2 separate regions of the Homo sapiens genome follow, and region 2 is linked to region 1. The links are chromatin loops, found by intact Hi-C in ENCODE. Cell type or tissue: GM12878. All regions are shown on one strand. Links, peaks and the distances in the headings refer to the core of each region. The heading gives the core; the rest is flanking DNA. Region 1 overlaps LOC105376600 (a long non-coding RNA gene). Region 2 overlaps ANO3 (anoctamin 3).

What was found. A loop is a pair of places that touch in the nucleus more often than their neighbours do. Peaks named below come from ENCODE experiments on the same cell type or tissue, not always from the same donor. Only the 100,000 strongest peaks of a DNase experiment are listed, where the experiment ranks them.
Region 2: a loop joins it to region 1, with 2.3 times the contacts of the local background. A loop is called at or near these places in 1 of 110 quality-filtered maps.

What each region holds. Positions count from the first base shown.
Region 1 is chr11:27,230,279-27,238,120 of GRCh38, reverse strand. LOC105376600 (a long non-coding RNA gene) reads right to left here. Exons shown (of 4, transcript XR_931141.3): 3 at 6,117-6,206; 4 at 2,959-4,059. Among named protein-coding and RNA genes, the nearest start is that of BBOX1-AS1, 15 kb to the right of the region's middle. In GM12878, for the core only: no CTCF peak of the experiment used is centred there; a DNase peak (open chromatin) is centred at 3,830; H3K27ac peaks cover 437 bases.
Region 2 is chr11:26,620,217-26,628,058 of GRCh38, reverse strand. ANO3 (anoctamin 3) reads right to left here. Exons shown (of 27, transcript NM_031418.4): 18 at 3,561-3,597. Among named protein-coding and RNA genes, the nearest start is that of MUC15, 52 kb to the right of the region's middle. In GM12878, for the core only: no CTCF peak of the experiment used is centred there; no DNase peak of the experiment used is centred there.

The sequences.
Region 1 (7,842 bases), core at 1,729-6,728:
AAGGGACCCAGAAGAGAGGTGGGGAGGATCACTGGGGGACTTTTTGCTTTAAGCTGGCTAGTCTTTAGAAAGTACTCCCAGACTTTTCTGTCAAACATTCTGTTTCCCTAGTGAGATGTCTGGGGCTCTGCTAAGCTATCAGTCCTGCTTTGCTCAAGATGACAGTCTGGGTGTGAGAGGCTGTGGTAACCCCTTCTGCCTGTGGGACAGAAACCTGGCTGGCTGTGCCATTGTTGGGTCCCAAAGAACAGCATCTGGCCTTTCTTTCCTTCATGATTTTATTACTCTTCTGATGGGTTTATGGTATTTACCTTATGTGTTTCTCTTCCCCAGGCCTGCCAAAGGTCAGGGTGAAATGTTTTGCCTGGTGAAGATATCTCCTTAGCCTAGTGAAGATATCTGCTTTCACCAGAATCTTTCTCAGGAGGGGTGTAATTTAAAGGAAATAAGATGCTGTGTTTAAAACAGGGCCTTCATGAGCCCTACATATTCTGACTTTTGGAGGCCTTACCATACAACATATCAAACATACTAATGGCACCCATATCCCACATTAAATATACTTTTTGGCTTTAAATTCTTTTTGTAAGGGCCTTTATATTTGTGCTTTAGAAATTATTTGGCTCTATGTAACTTTCATTTAATTTATGATTGGCTATGAGTTCCCAACAATCACTGTGTATACTTAGGGGAATGTGTGAAGTGAGAAAATTGAATCTATAAATCGTATTAGATGTAATGAAATCTTTATGAATATTAAATTTTAACAGTTAATGAAGTTGGCATGTTGGTGCATTTTTGTAGACATTTAATTAAACATTTATTCATTTTAATTTTTTATTGGTTTCTTTTGTAGTTTTGGAGCCAACAACTATTTTTCTACCTGAGGCTTATATATTTTCTAAGCCCCTGAAAAGCTCTTAGCTCTGGGATCACATTGCATTGATGACATATTGATGAAACAGTGCTTCTCAAAGATTTTGGCTTCAGGACCCTTTTAAAATTACTGAGGATTCCAAAGATTTAAAGATTATTGTGGACTTCAAAGATTAATTTAAAAAAATTTTTAAATGTGGGTTATATCTATCAACATTTATTGCAGTAGAAATTATAACTGAGAAATTTTAAAATCATTTATTTACTAGTGAGCTGACTGCATGTTACATAATTAACTTTTTAATGATAAATAACTATATTTTTCACCCCAAAACTGTAGTGAGAACAGCAACACTTTTATAAATCTCTTTAATGTGTGACTTAAGAGAAGATAGATTCTCATAATCTCTTTGGCATTCAATGTTTTGCCATAGATTGTTTTGGTTGCAGTATAGGAAAAAATTTAGCTTCATGCCGATATGCATTTGGAAAAAAGAGGTGTGATTTAATAGTCTTTTTTTGGGCCGGGCGTGGTGGCTCACGCCTGTAATCCCAGCACTTTGGGAGGCCGAGGCAAGCGGATCATGAGGTCAGGAGATCCAGACCATCCTGTCTAACACGGTGAAACCCTGCCTCTGCTAAAAAACAGAAAAAATTAGCTGGGCATGGTGGCGGGTGCCTGTAGTCCCAGTTACTTGGGAGGCTGAGGCAGGAGAAAGGCGTGAACCTGGGAGGCAGAGCTTGCAGTGAGCCGAGATCGCACCACTGCACTCCAACCTGGGTGACAGAGTGAGACTCTGTCTCAAAAAAAAAAAAAAAGCATTTTTTTGATACTACATCAAAACTTGACTGCCAGTTTCTTAAAAGGTAGTTATAATATGGAACCTGAAACTATGCAAATGAAATTTTCATGCTATGTTACCTTAAAATCCACTGGCCATTTTATGCTTTGAATGAACGTTTACCTGTGCATGATTTTGCAGTATGATACTGTGGACATTTAAAAAATATTGGTTCACTGAATTATACAAATCTTCCAAATGTTGACACATTGCCTTATACACTATCAAAGGATCACATTCTTTAATGCCAGCACAGATCTGAACAGAAAAGTCTTAATATATTGGGAAGCTGATGAGTTAACAGTAACATATATATTTTCCAAAATTCTAATCTTCACATGGAAGTTCAAATGTTACCATTGGCAACAAACATGGTCTGCTGTTTCCTTCCTTCCTTCCTCTCTCCCTTCCTTCCTTCCTTCCTTCCTTCCTTCATCCCTCCCTCCCTCCCTTCCTTCCTTCCTTCCTCCCTCCCTCCCTTCCTTCCTTCCTCTCTTTCTTCTTTCTTTCTTTCGACAGAGTTTTGCTCTGTCACCCAGGCTGGACTGCAATGGCACAATCTCGGCTCACTGCAACCTCCGCCTCCCAGGTTCAAGTGATTCTCCTGCCTCTGCCTCCCGAGTAGCTGGGACTACAGGCATGCACCACCACACCAGATTAATTTTTGTATTTTTAGTAGAGACGGGGTTTCAGCATGTTGGCCAGGCTGGTCTTGAGCTCCTGACCTCATGATCTACCCACCTAGGCCTCCAAAAGTGCTGGGATTACAAGCGTGAGCCACTGTGCCCGGCTAAGCTGTTTTCTTTGAAGTAAGAGGCTCACTTAGTTAAGTTTTGAGAACATGTCTGCCAACTACCAGAGTCTGAACACCCATAATTTCTCTTTTGTTCTTTCAAGTAGAAATGGTGATCTATGAATACCGAGCTTAGTTCAGATTGCAACTCAACAACTGTGCAGGTGCCTTTTCTTTGAGACAACCATGGTACTTAGACATGCCTTATGAGTTCTTCCTGTTTCCTCGTGCAGAATCTTAAAAAGATGTTCATGTGCTCAAGGGTTAAAATTTAATAAAATTAAAAATGATTCTGCTTCATCAAAGTCATGCTTATATGAATGGCCACATTTTTCTACCACAAGTGGGTGGCCTTGAAGAATTCAATGACTACTAGTGCAGTTTGGTGCACTGCCTTGATTTGTGCTATGGTGCTGGCAGTTTTCCCATCAGCAGTGCAAATGTAAATACAGTGGAAAAGGCAAACGCTGTTTTATTGTTTTTATGAATATTGTTTTGACCTTGTAGATCTCCTGTAAGGGTGCTGGGAACTCAGAGAGGTCCACGAACTGCACTTTGAGAACTGCTGGGATACCCAGCCCTATGGCAAGCACATAATAAATGTTCAATCAACTGCAGCTAAGACCATATTCTGTTTGCCTTTCTAAGCATCATTTTTCTGTTTTTAAAAATAGGGTTAATGTTACTTCTCAGGGCGATTGTGGAAATTAAATGAAGCAAAGTACGTAAAATGCTACCATAGTGTTCAGTATATAATAAATGTGCTATGAAGATTCAGTATTATCATTAATATTAATATTACTAATAAGAAGTTATTTAAAAACTTTTCCTGCAGAGGAACAGCAGGGTTGCTTCATATTTCTACCGCTAGTGCTTGACTGGAGTCTCTTTCCTATGGAGACTTTTAAAGGCAGTGGTACCTCTTTTCCCTTTTAATCTTCATCCTTCAAGCCAAGGCTACTGCTGCTGCTGCTGCTGCTGCTGCTGCTTCTGGGGATTTGCTCCTGTGTACTCTGGGAAAAGGGCCCCAGCCAGGAATTCCCACTTGTTTGAGGACCACAGAAAGCTGCAGTCATTTTTTTTTTTCCCCAGCCTTCGTAATCTAGTCTAGACACTCTGAGGAGGTGAAGGATATAATTACAGCTTGAAACACTTCACATGCACCAGCAATGCAGCTCCTCCCGCACATGTGTGATTCAAGCCCCAAGAGGGCTGTGAAATCTGATGATTCACTTGTCTAGATAAGCTGGAAGTGAAACCCTAGCGGTCCAGGGTCCAGTTGCCTTTACCACATAACACCCTTTACTTGCAACCAGTTTCTCCATTCGGTTCAGTTGAATTCAAAGCAGCACATGGGCCTTGAGGTCTTACTGGAAGCGCGCCCTTTGTGTACCGCACTGCGTCAGCTACCGTGCTGGTTATTCACTCTTGGCTGCCCCAGTCTCATTTCTGCTTTTCTCTGGGCTGCTCAGAGGCCGACCTTCATAGATGGCATTTCCAGGCTCTTCTGCTTTCTGGCCTCCAGTTGGAGTCCATCTCTGGCAAGTGCTGGCAAGAAAGGGATTGGAGGGTCATAGGAGAAACAGGTTGGTGCCACCTGACTAATTGTATAGCTGGTCTGCTCTGGCTAAAACTTCTGTTGGGCCACCCCTCTTCCACTGTTACAGCAGGCTATAGCTCTCGTCACAATCTGGTAATAATATTTTCTCCCTTTGTCCCTTTCAGGGTGGTAAGAGCCTCTCACTCTGTGGCTAGTCCCTGGCAAGCCGCTACCTCTGTTGTTCCCTTGTGCTGCCTGCCCACACAGCTATAAATATGGCCTTTGTTACACCCTTTCCAGCTAACCCTTTCAGTGTGCCATCTGTTCCCTGGCTGGACCCTTCTGACACAGACAGAAAGCTGCCTTGAGAAACTTACGGTCTACTTAGACTAGTTATCCCAAGCACTAGTCAGATGCATACCATCTTCACAGTTGTTAAAGCTAAGAACCAGCTCTACCATTATTATACATTTAATACTTGTGCTTAACTTGCTTCACTTTTTAACCATACATTATTTAATTCAGATAAAAAAGAGGAAGGGGCCGGGCACGGCGGCTCATGCCTGTAATCCCAGCACTTTGGGAGGCCGAGGCGGGCGGATCACCTGAGGTCAGGAGTTTGAGACCAGCCTGAACAATGTGATGAAACCTTATCTCTACTAAAAGTACAAAAATTAGCTGGGTGTGGTAGCATACGCCTGTAATCCCAGCTACTCAGGAGGCTGAGACAGGAAAATCACTTGAATCTGGGAGGCAGAGGTTGCAGTGAGCCAAGATCGTGCCATTGCACTCCAGCCTGAGCAACAAGAGCAAAACTCCGTCTCAAAAGAAAAAGAAAAAGAAAAAAAAAAGAGAGCGAGGGAGGGAGAGAGAGAGAGAGACTTTTTATCACCAGATAAGCAGGAAATAAATATGCTTGCTGCTACGGTCTGAATGCTTGTGTCCTCCCAAAATTTGTATGTTGAAATCCCAACAGGTAAGGCCTTTGGGAGGTTATTAGGTCATGAGAGTGGAGCCCTCATGAGTAGGATGAGTGCCTTCATAAAAGACACCTCAAGTGTTAGGTTGTCTCTTCCACCCTATGAGGATGCAGTGAGAAGGTGCCATTCATGAAACAGGAGATGGGCCCTCCCCAGACAGTGAATCTGCCAGTGTCTTCATCTTGGATACCTCAGCCTCCAGAATGGTGGGAAATATATTTCTGTTGTCTATAAGCTACCTAGTTTATGATATTTTGTGATAGCAGCCCAAACAGACAAAGACATTTGCCAAAAATATAAGAAGAGGGTAACAACAAATCACATGAAAACAAAACAGTATTGCTAAACCCCAGCACAGCATCACTGTGGTTAAAGGGCACCTGCTCTGTATACGCTGTCTAGGTTTGAATCCTGGTTCTCTGACTTTCCAGCCAAGTGACCATGAGCAAGTCACATAATTCTTCTGTGCCTCAGGGTCTTTATCTTTAAACTGGGAATGAGTCTACTTCGTAGAGTTGTGAGGCTAAGTGAATTAATATGTGTAAATATATGTAAAGTGCTTATAACACTGCCAGGCACACAGAAAGCACTGTGTGAATTTAAGTATCTTTTTTTTTTTTTTTTTGAGACAGAGTCTTACTCTGTCACCCAGGCTGGAGTGCAGTGGCATGATCTTAGCTCACTGCAACCTCTGCCTCCCGAGTTCAAGCAATTCTCCTGCCTCAGCCTCCCGAGTAGCTGGGATTACAGGTGTGAGCCACCACACCAGGCTAATTTTTGTATTTTTAGTAGAGACGGGGTTTCACCATGTTGGCCAGTCTGGTCTCAAACTCCTGACCTCAGGCGATCTGCCCACCTTGGCCTCCCAAGTGCTGGGATTACAGGTGTGTGAACCACTGCACCCAGCCAAGTAACATTATTTTTTTATGATCATGATGACGATGGTGATGATGGAATTACCTGACTCAGGCTCTGAGCTGGAGGTTTATTAGCAAGAGGAGAAAGATACATCAGCTCCAGACTGAGGCTTTCTCCTGGTGTAATCAGTAGAGTTTGCAGAGAACTGAAAATAATAACTTCCTTACCACGTGGTTCGGTGTCATTTTTCTCTGTTATCATCCAAAATTATTGATATTCCACAAAAATTTGCCTCAGGTCCAACAGTGGAGCATGTCCTGCACTTTGGGAAATGCAGGGAAACAATGGTTATACTACAGCAAACAAACAACAAGCAAGGTGGAAGAGGCGGCACAGAGTAAAACCAGCGACAAACTCGGGGGTGGAGAGTGAGAAGGAAGCTGTTGGCCAGGTTTATCGGAGTCTGAGTTAGGGCTGGAAAATTGGCAGACAAAGGGGGTTCTTGGGGATTAGAGGAAATAGCTGTTTGAAGACGGTTGGGTGTGGGAGGGATGAGTTAACAATGGTAAGGTTAGGAAAGAACAACGTTCACAAAGAAATAACTCCCCCCAACAGAGAGACAGTAATGGCTTATGAAAAGCTGCCTAGAGAAGCAGTTCTCCAAGGGTGGTTCAGAGAGCTACCTCATGAAGACCTGGGAACCTGTTAGAAATGCAATTGTCAGGCTTTATCCCCAGACTTACTTAATCAGAGACTCTGGAGGAAGATTCCAGCAATCTGGAATTTGATAAACCCCCAGGTGATTCTTACGCATGTCAGAGTTTGAGAACCACTGGCCTAGAGGAGGTTGGGAGAATATCAACAGCAACTGAGCTTGAGATTTTGTCCACAATAACAGTAAGAGCCGTTTACTGAGTACTTTCTATGCACTGGCAATTGTGCTTATTATTTTACCTGCTCTAGCTTCTGCAATCCTCGCAACAATCCTGAGAGATACATTATTATGCCCATTTTACAACTGAGAAAATTGAGGCTTATGTTGAAGTTTAATAACCATTTGTTCCAAGGCAATGGAGCCTAGGGTAATGAGACAATTAGGTGGTGGAAAGAAAGGCAGAGGACAGACTGGAACAGACTGTTGGAAGATTGTCTACAGCAGCTTTGTCTGGTAGAACTTTCTTTTTTTACTTTTTTGAGACATAGTCTTGCTCTGTCACCCAGGCTGGAGTGCAGTGGCATGACCTCGGCTCACTGCCTTCTTCTCCTTCTGGGCTCAAGTGATCCTGTCACTACAGCCCTCCAAGTAGCTGGGACTACAGGGGTGCACCACCGTGCCTGGCTAATTTTTGTATTTCTGGTAGAGACGGGATTTCGCCATGTTGCCCAGGCTGGTCTCAAACTCCTGAGCTCAAGTGATCCGCCCACCTCAGCCTCCCCAAGTGCTGGGATTACAGGCATGAGCCACGGCACCCTGCCTGGTAGAACTTTCTATAGTGGTGGAAATGTCCTGTATCTATATGGTCTAATATGATGGCTACTAGCCGCATGCAGATAGTGAGTTGACTAGTGTGGCTAGTGTGATGGAGGAGCTGAATATTAAATTTTATTTAATTTTAATGAATTTAAGTGTAAATAGCCATACGCAGGGCAAGTCTAAATTCATAGAACAAGTAGGTTCAAGGGTAGGACTTCACCTTAGGTCTGTCTGACTCACGAGCTATGGTCTTTTCTACTATTGCTCCTAATGTAGAGCCATTCTTGTCCATTGTCTGAAAAGAACTGGGATCTCTTTCTGGCCAAGTCCCTATGAAATTACCTCATAGACCCAGAATGGCTCTCTGAGAACCCTCTTCCTTAGCTGATCAGTATGGTTGGAGGGAAGGCATAGAAAAAAGCCACAACAGGCTGCACTCAAAATGTTCCCTATGATATAAATGACAGCTGACTGGTGGC
Region 2 (7,842 bases), core at 1,082-6,081, 610 kb after region 1:
AATGTAATAGAATTTAAGCTTTATCTCTTTTGCTTTGTGGTTTTTGAAAATACTTGGAAAAAAATAAATCAAGAAACAGAAAGTTTAAAAAAATTCTTTAAATAGCATATGACCTCTTCTGAGAAGTAAAACTTAATTTTTCATTTGTATTTTGAAGCACAAATTAGCGCAGCCAAAAATTAAACAGAACATAATGTCAGGCGCACACACACACACACACACACACACACACACACACACACACTAGATTCTATTATTTTAATCAAACTATCAATATTTTTATCCATTTAAACTAATATAGCCATTATTAGTTAAATGATGAATCAACAGACATAAATCATCACTGGATTATAGAGGAAAAAATCAAATATCAAGTGAAAACCTTGACATTTCTTGTTACTTAGCACAAATAACTGTTCTGTTTCCTACTATTAAGTATGATTTTCCCAAGTCATTCTCCTTAGATTTGCTTCAATCCTGGGTATAGGGTACTTCAAAAGCAAATGAATGTAAGGAACAGAGCTAGTGCTTCATTACCCAACTGAAGAAAATGCAGCTCAGAGGGTTTAAAGAACAATGAACTGGACCATTGCTATTTATTGTACACTTGTCATGTGTCAGGCAGCCAATCTACAACAATGGTGAAATAGGAACTATTATTATTGTCATTTTAACAGTGAGGAAATGAAGACCCAAAAGTAAAGAAGAAGGACAAGCAGAGGGAGGAGAATGAGGGGGAAGAGGAGGAGAAGGAGGGGAGAAGAAGAAGAGAGAACAGGGAGAGGAAAAAGCTTAATGATAGTTATACAGTCATGATGCGGCAATCCAAATGTTCATTGCTATATCCAACTCCAAAGCCTGGTGTCTTCCCCTTTCAAAACATTGTTTCTCCAATGTTAGCTCCAGAGCACAGACTCTATCTCCTTGTATATATATATATATAAAAGAATTTAAGAAACCGAGAGAATAAAATAATTATTACTGCACAACTATGATAATGTAGTAAGTTATGGTGCAAAGATTTCAACTCAGGCATTCTCACTCTAGAGCTGATATTCTTAACAATTACATTATATTGCCTACTTAAGACACTGCATCTGTGAAGCTGGAACTGGATGACATAGAAAAAGGACATTCAGAGAACAGGAAATAATTCTAGAAAATGTGAAGCATGAGTCAATATAAAACATTCAGGAGAATACTTGGAAGATAAGGTTGAGGTTCTCTTGAAGAAATCCCAACAAAAATCATAGAAAAGGAAGAAAGAAAAAAAAAACTATTGAATATGATAAGAAACATCCGAATGTAAAGAGTTCCAGAAAGATTTTTTAAAGGAGTAAATTATTGAACAAAGAATATACAAAAATCTCCTGGAAGCGAAGTTTCTGAGTTTTCAGATTATGGCAGCAGTGGAGGTTTGTCACTAGGATTTCCCCTCAGTAAGAACTTGCTGTTCAGCTGCAAGGAGTACAGTCAGCCTCCAGCTGTTTCCAGCCTCATCCTATACCTCAGCTTTCATGCCAAGGTCTTGCTCTTCCCAGGCAACAACCAACCAGTGACTCAGAATGACAGGGGTACTAGGTCTTGGCCAATTATACTCAATTATACCCAATGTTAGAGTCCTCTAAATCTTTACTTGAAATATTTGTTCTAGAGCTCTCCATTGGATTGGTTAAAACCATCAGATCTGCATTGTTGTCTGAGGCTCTCCTTATCCAGTCCTGCTCCTTTCCTCAGGAGTTTTCCTCTAAGAAATCTCTTGCATTACTAACTCCATCTCAGTGTCTGCTTCCCACAGGACACAATGGATATCAATATTGATGGGATGCACTAAGTATCCAGCATAATAAATGATAAAAGGTTTTCACCAAAGTACATCATTGTGAAATCTCAAAATGAGAAAAGATTCAAAATTATTCTAGAGTATAAACAAATAACAAAAATCAAAACAGGTCCTGTGCAAAGGACTGGGAATCAGAATGGTAGCAGAGCTCTCAGTAACAATGCTGGAATCCAGAAGAAAATGAAACTCCTTCAAAATTCAAAGGGGCAGTATTTCTAACATAGGGTTTCATACCTAGGAACATGGATATCAAGTTTGAGGCTAGAATAGAGACATTTTCAGATCTACAAAGTTTTAAGAAACTTACTTACAAGTAGCAAAATAAGGAACTGAGCCAAGAAGGAATAAGACATAGGATTTAGTAAGTAGTATCCAAATTCTAGAAAAATATAAAAGGAATTCCCAGAGTGTTTATGAAAGTAAGTCTAGATGCAGTTGGCTACAGGCCTAGAAAATAACCCATCTAGTTTGGAGGAGACAGCTTGAGAGGGTAACTCTAAGAAGAAAATCAAGTTTGTATAATACTTGATGTGTCTGAATATATTCAGAGAAAATTTAGAGTCTTGGCAAAACCTTTGGGATAAATTAAGAAAAGTATGTAAAAAAATAAGCAAAAAAGTGGCCATTATTAGCTTAAAAAATACAGAAGTGGTATAAAAAGTATACACAATTATAGAATATACCATGCCGTAGGTATGAAAATAGTTATAGAGACATAATGATGTGAAGACTAACGATTAATTTGGCTAAAAATGCTGATATATCCACCTTGGAAGGAGGAGAAATAACTGTGTTTATCAGATAATGAAAGATGGAGTGTCGGGGGACAGGGCACTGCAGGGAACATTAAGAGCTAAGTCTTAATAATTCATACTTGTATAATGGGAAGGCAATAGCTATCAAAAGATAAAATCCAATAATGGCAATAGAACGATATCACGTGGAAACATGGTGGGAAATAACAAAATAAACAGATAAAAATGTTAAAAGTAGCCGGACACAGTGGCTCACGCCTGTAATCCCAGCATTTTGGGAGGCCGAGGCGGGCAGATCACGAGGTCAGGAAATTGAGTCCATCCTGGCTAACACGGTGAAACCCCGTCTCTACTAAAAATACAAAAAATGAGCCGGACGTGGTGGCAGGCGCCTGTAGTCCCCAACTACTCGGGAGGCTGAGGCCGGAGAATGGCGTGAACCTGCGAGGTGCAGCTTGCAGTGAGCCGAGATCGCGTCACCACCGCACTCCACTCTGGGCGACTGAGCAAGGCTCCATCTCAGAAAAAAAAAAAAAAAAGTTAAAAAGTAGTTCCTTTGGTATAGAAAATAGGAATGGGTGATGTGGTAAAGTACTGGTTTTCATTGTAAATCTCTTAATATTGTTTTGGCTTTTAAAAAGTGTACATGTAGTATAACACTTTGATAAAAAATAAATATTGAGGAAAAACCCAAAGAACTGAAAAGTTGGAGAAGCAAGCACTCCTAAGTAGGAAGAACTAGGTGTGCTGATTTCTAGTAAAAATATTTTGTAACTACATGCATTGTCTCTCTATTGTTATTCAATATAGACCAACTTCCTATACTACCCCTCTCCTTTTTAATTGGTAAATACTTAAATAATTGCAGTTATTAAAATGCTACATTATATAAAGTAACTACAGACTGAAATGCCCATATGTTATTTTCTGACTAAGGAGTGAAGTAAGAAAAATGGACTTACCTAAATTGGTGAGGAGGTAAGCAATTTTTTCATAAGCCTGTAATAAAAGAGAATACATAGTGAACATTATTCCTCTCTTTTGGAAAAGGCTGGTATTTACACTATTTGAAGAAACATCTATAATGTATGTTATACAGTGGTTACATTTTACTTTAAATAGAAACATTTATTGAAACTTAGTATGTAAGGCTTTATATATACATACATGAATGAAATTGATATAATATATGTGAATGTAAATGTGTGTACACGTATATGTGTGTGTAGATACACTTGTAATCTGTAATAACGAGTCTTTTCTGGTAGCTATCTTCATTTTCATTTTGTAAATCAAGAAATGAGAAAAAGTCCCTAAAAGTCATTCAGCTAATCAATGGCTGAGCTGAGATTTGAGCTCAAAATTACAGTTTTTTGGCCGGGCGCGGTGGCTCACGCCTGTAATCCCAGCACTTTGGGAGGCCTAGGCGGGCGGATCACGAAGTCAGGAGATCGAGACCATCCTGGCTAACAGGGTGAAACCCCGTCTCTACTAAAAATACAAAAAATTAGCCGGGCACGTTGGCGGGCGCCTGTAGTCCCAGCTACTCGGGAGGCTGAGGCAGGAGAATGACGTGAAACCGGGAGGCAGAACTTCCAGTGAGCAGAGATCGTGCCACTGCACTCCAGCCTGGGCGAGAGTGAGACTCCGTCTCAAAAATAAAAAATAAATAAAAATAAAAATAAATAAAAATTAAAAATTAAAAAAATTGTGTTTTTTTTTACAACACTGGAAGGCAAAGTGAAAGTTTGAATTCTGCCCTACTGATAAAGAAATTTCTAAACTATGATAAAAGACCGTATATATTTGTATTTGTAAAAAACAAAATTGTTTTTGTGGTTATTTAAAACAGATGCATAAGTCAAATCTGTTGAATCTGTAAGTCACAATTGATTTTTCTGATAATACTTTTCCTCTTCTGCCATCTTTTCCCCTCTCCTATATACTCTGACCAATATTTACATAGACTCAAGAAAAGGGCATACATTTCACAATATTCCAAGTAAATATAGTTGGGAAAGTATTCGCTATAGACAGAAGTACTTGTGGGTATATGTATGTGCATATGAATATTACCTCATAACCACATAATTCAATAAAAAATTGTTTAGATTATCATTTCCAATAACCTTCCCTGTTGGCACGAAAAATTAAAAGGTATGCATCTGGACATATTAAAAGTTGTTCCCCTTCTCTGACAGTTCTTTCAGCAAAATGATTGTGATGACTCATCTTAGCTGTGATTCAAATCTGCCCCTTCCTAAGAGTTAAAGTGTTATCTGGAGACAGAAAGATTACACTGAGTACAGTACTCTCATTCTCTTCCTAGTGCAGGTTTTTGGTCTTTGTTTTAGCTATACACAAACTATAATTTTCAAATTTTAGGATAAGATTACTGTGAATTCATGAACACCAGGTGATTCCTACTGTAACAGGTTCTTTTTCATGTCTTATTTATTAAGTGAGATAATCATAGCAGGGTCTCCAAGGAGTACAATAGGATAGATTCAATTGCCCAAAAAATAGTACTTGAGCACCCACTATGCCTCTAGCACTGAGTTGAGTGCCTTTGTGGGGATTGAAAGTTAGTTCTAGTTCAATAATTGCCATTTGGCTTGTGCCAAACAGTGCTTTACGTATATTATTATTCCTTAACAACAATTTTGTTAAGTAGGTATAATGATTCCCATTTTACAGAAGAAGAAACTAAGTTGTGGAATGTCAGGCACCTTAGTAGTGAGACAACACGACTGAGCAAGTAGCAAAGTCAGGATTGACTATCATGGCTGTCTAGCACCACATACATCGTGCCTTGTCACATAAACCATTTCATTTTTAACTATTTATTTATTTTCGAGACAAAGTCTCACTCTAACACCCAGGCTGGAGTGCAATGGCATGATCACAACTCACTGCATCCTAAACTTCCTTGGCTCAGGTAATCCTCCCACCTCAGCTTCCCAAGTAGCTATAACTACAGGTACACACCACTATGATGCCTGGCTCATTTTCTTTTCTTTTTTTTTTTTTCAGAGATGGCTTTTGGGCATGTTGCCCAGTCTGGTCTCCAATTCCTCATCCGCCCCAGCCTCCCAAAGTGCTAGGATTACAGACATGAGCCACCACGCCCAGCCCTATTCAAATTTTTGTCTTAATATCTAGCACATAGAGCCACTCTGCAAACTTAGGATGGCAATATCTGCAACTGATGCATTAGGGGGGTTACAATAACACTGGGAAAAAAGTTATAAATTACAAAAGATGCCATAATGCTGTTGCAAGACTTTCTGGGGTATTTGCAAACCTGCATCATCCAAGGCCCAAATGCTATGGCTGACTGGCAACATCACTGATGAGCTACAAAATCAGTTCAAGCAGAATGAATTGTTAAATCTCAAACTACAGACTACAAAAATAAATAATGATTTAAATATATCCAACTGTATGGTGTCTGGCAGCAATCACTTTGGCAGTACATACAAGCTGTGAGTGTGTACATTTGTGTGTGATTGTGTAAAGTGGAATGAGTACGTGCTTGTTGGGGAAGAGGATAAAGGGCGTCAGGGATAACTATTCCGGGCCCTACCTGATACACACACGTGATAACATGTTGGAGAACCTATACTTTAAAAAATCAGCCACTGATGCATTTAGTAAGCTGAAATTCTCTTATTCATATATATTAATTAATATATTCATTATAAATTTCTAGTGCATCAGTTAGTGTTTTAGAAACCAAACATACCTGAATCAAAAAGACATAATCTCTACTTTCATAGAACTCAAATTTCAGTGGGTAGAGATAAATGGCAAATAAATACATAATTGGTCAGGAGGTGAAAAGTGCTCTGAGGGAAAATAAAGCAGGCAGAGCGGATAGAGAGTTTTGGTAGACACAGAGAGTACTATTTTATAGAGTATTCTGAAAAGCCTCTTAAAAGCCTGAATAAAGTATTCAGAGGGTAGCATCTGAGCAGAGAAGTGCATGCAATGAGGGAGGGAGCCAAGCAGAAATCTCAGCTAAGTACCTTTAAGACACAGAAATGGGAATGCCAATGCTCTGAGTCTGGCACAGACTTGATGTATTTCATGAAGGGCAGGGAAGTTAGAGAGAAAGGAGTGGCAGCAATAAGACAGTGAAGTAGTAAGAGATGAGTCACTGAGATCTCACAGGGAAACACTTTTTCAGTGCACAGTAGGCCATGGTAAGCATTTTGGAATTCATTCTCAGCTAAGACTTCATCATCTTCCCAGTAATGCCTTGTTTGGGGTGTTATGCAAAAACCAGTTAGGGAGAAAAAGAACAGCAAAGGCAGGAAAAGGACATGGTTATTGTGAGGGGGCATATTAGGCAGTTCTACATGGGTTTTAGAACTTTTTATCTTTTAGTCATAGCCCCACAATACAGCCTTCACTGTGAAAATAAACTCCAAGCTTTTGCAGAATTGAAAAGAGCCTTCCCTTTTCCAGTAATCTACTTGTCTGAATTTCTAGAAACTATGGACATAGACATGAACAAACTAAACAAATACATTTATTAAAAAGCCAATCCTCTTATGAGATGAGTCATTTGACATTACCTCTTTTCTTGGTTAAGATGCCTGGTCCAACCCTTTGATCCACCCTATTCCATAATAGCTTATTTGCACTGTAATTGGTAACCAGTGGTAACCAGGTATTAAGGAAAGTTAGGTGTACTTTGAGGCCTTCAGTGATCAGGCCCATGAAAGAAGTATAGGGATGTATGCTCTGGACTCTAGAGATGGGAATGGATCAACAAGGGAGAAAAGTCCAGAACCTACATGGAGTACTTACATTAGCCAAATGTAGATAGGACTTTTTCTTTTTTTGTTAGAGTGCTCCGTGCATGATACATGGATTTTAAAATCAGAGGAGGAAACCCAAAAGGAGTTCATTCTTTAATTTAAAAATTTTTAATTGGAATTAAAGTTTTAATTTTAGTTTAATTTAATTTTAATAAATTTAATTTAATATTTATAAAATTTGATTTTAATAACATTTTAATTTTTGATTAAAATTTCACCATGCTGAAATGATTTAATTAGCCTAATTCCAGGTTTTTCAAACTCTAAGAGTACTTCTGTTCTGATGTTTCTATATATTTCTTAAAAGTTACCCTTTAATCATGAGACCAGGCAGCTGTCATGCTGCTGTAATATGACAAAATTAGTTAAAGTTGGATTGTCAAGCAACAAGAATATACATTTTTGGAATAATTTTGCA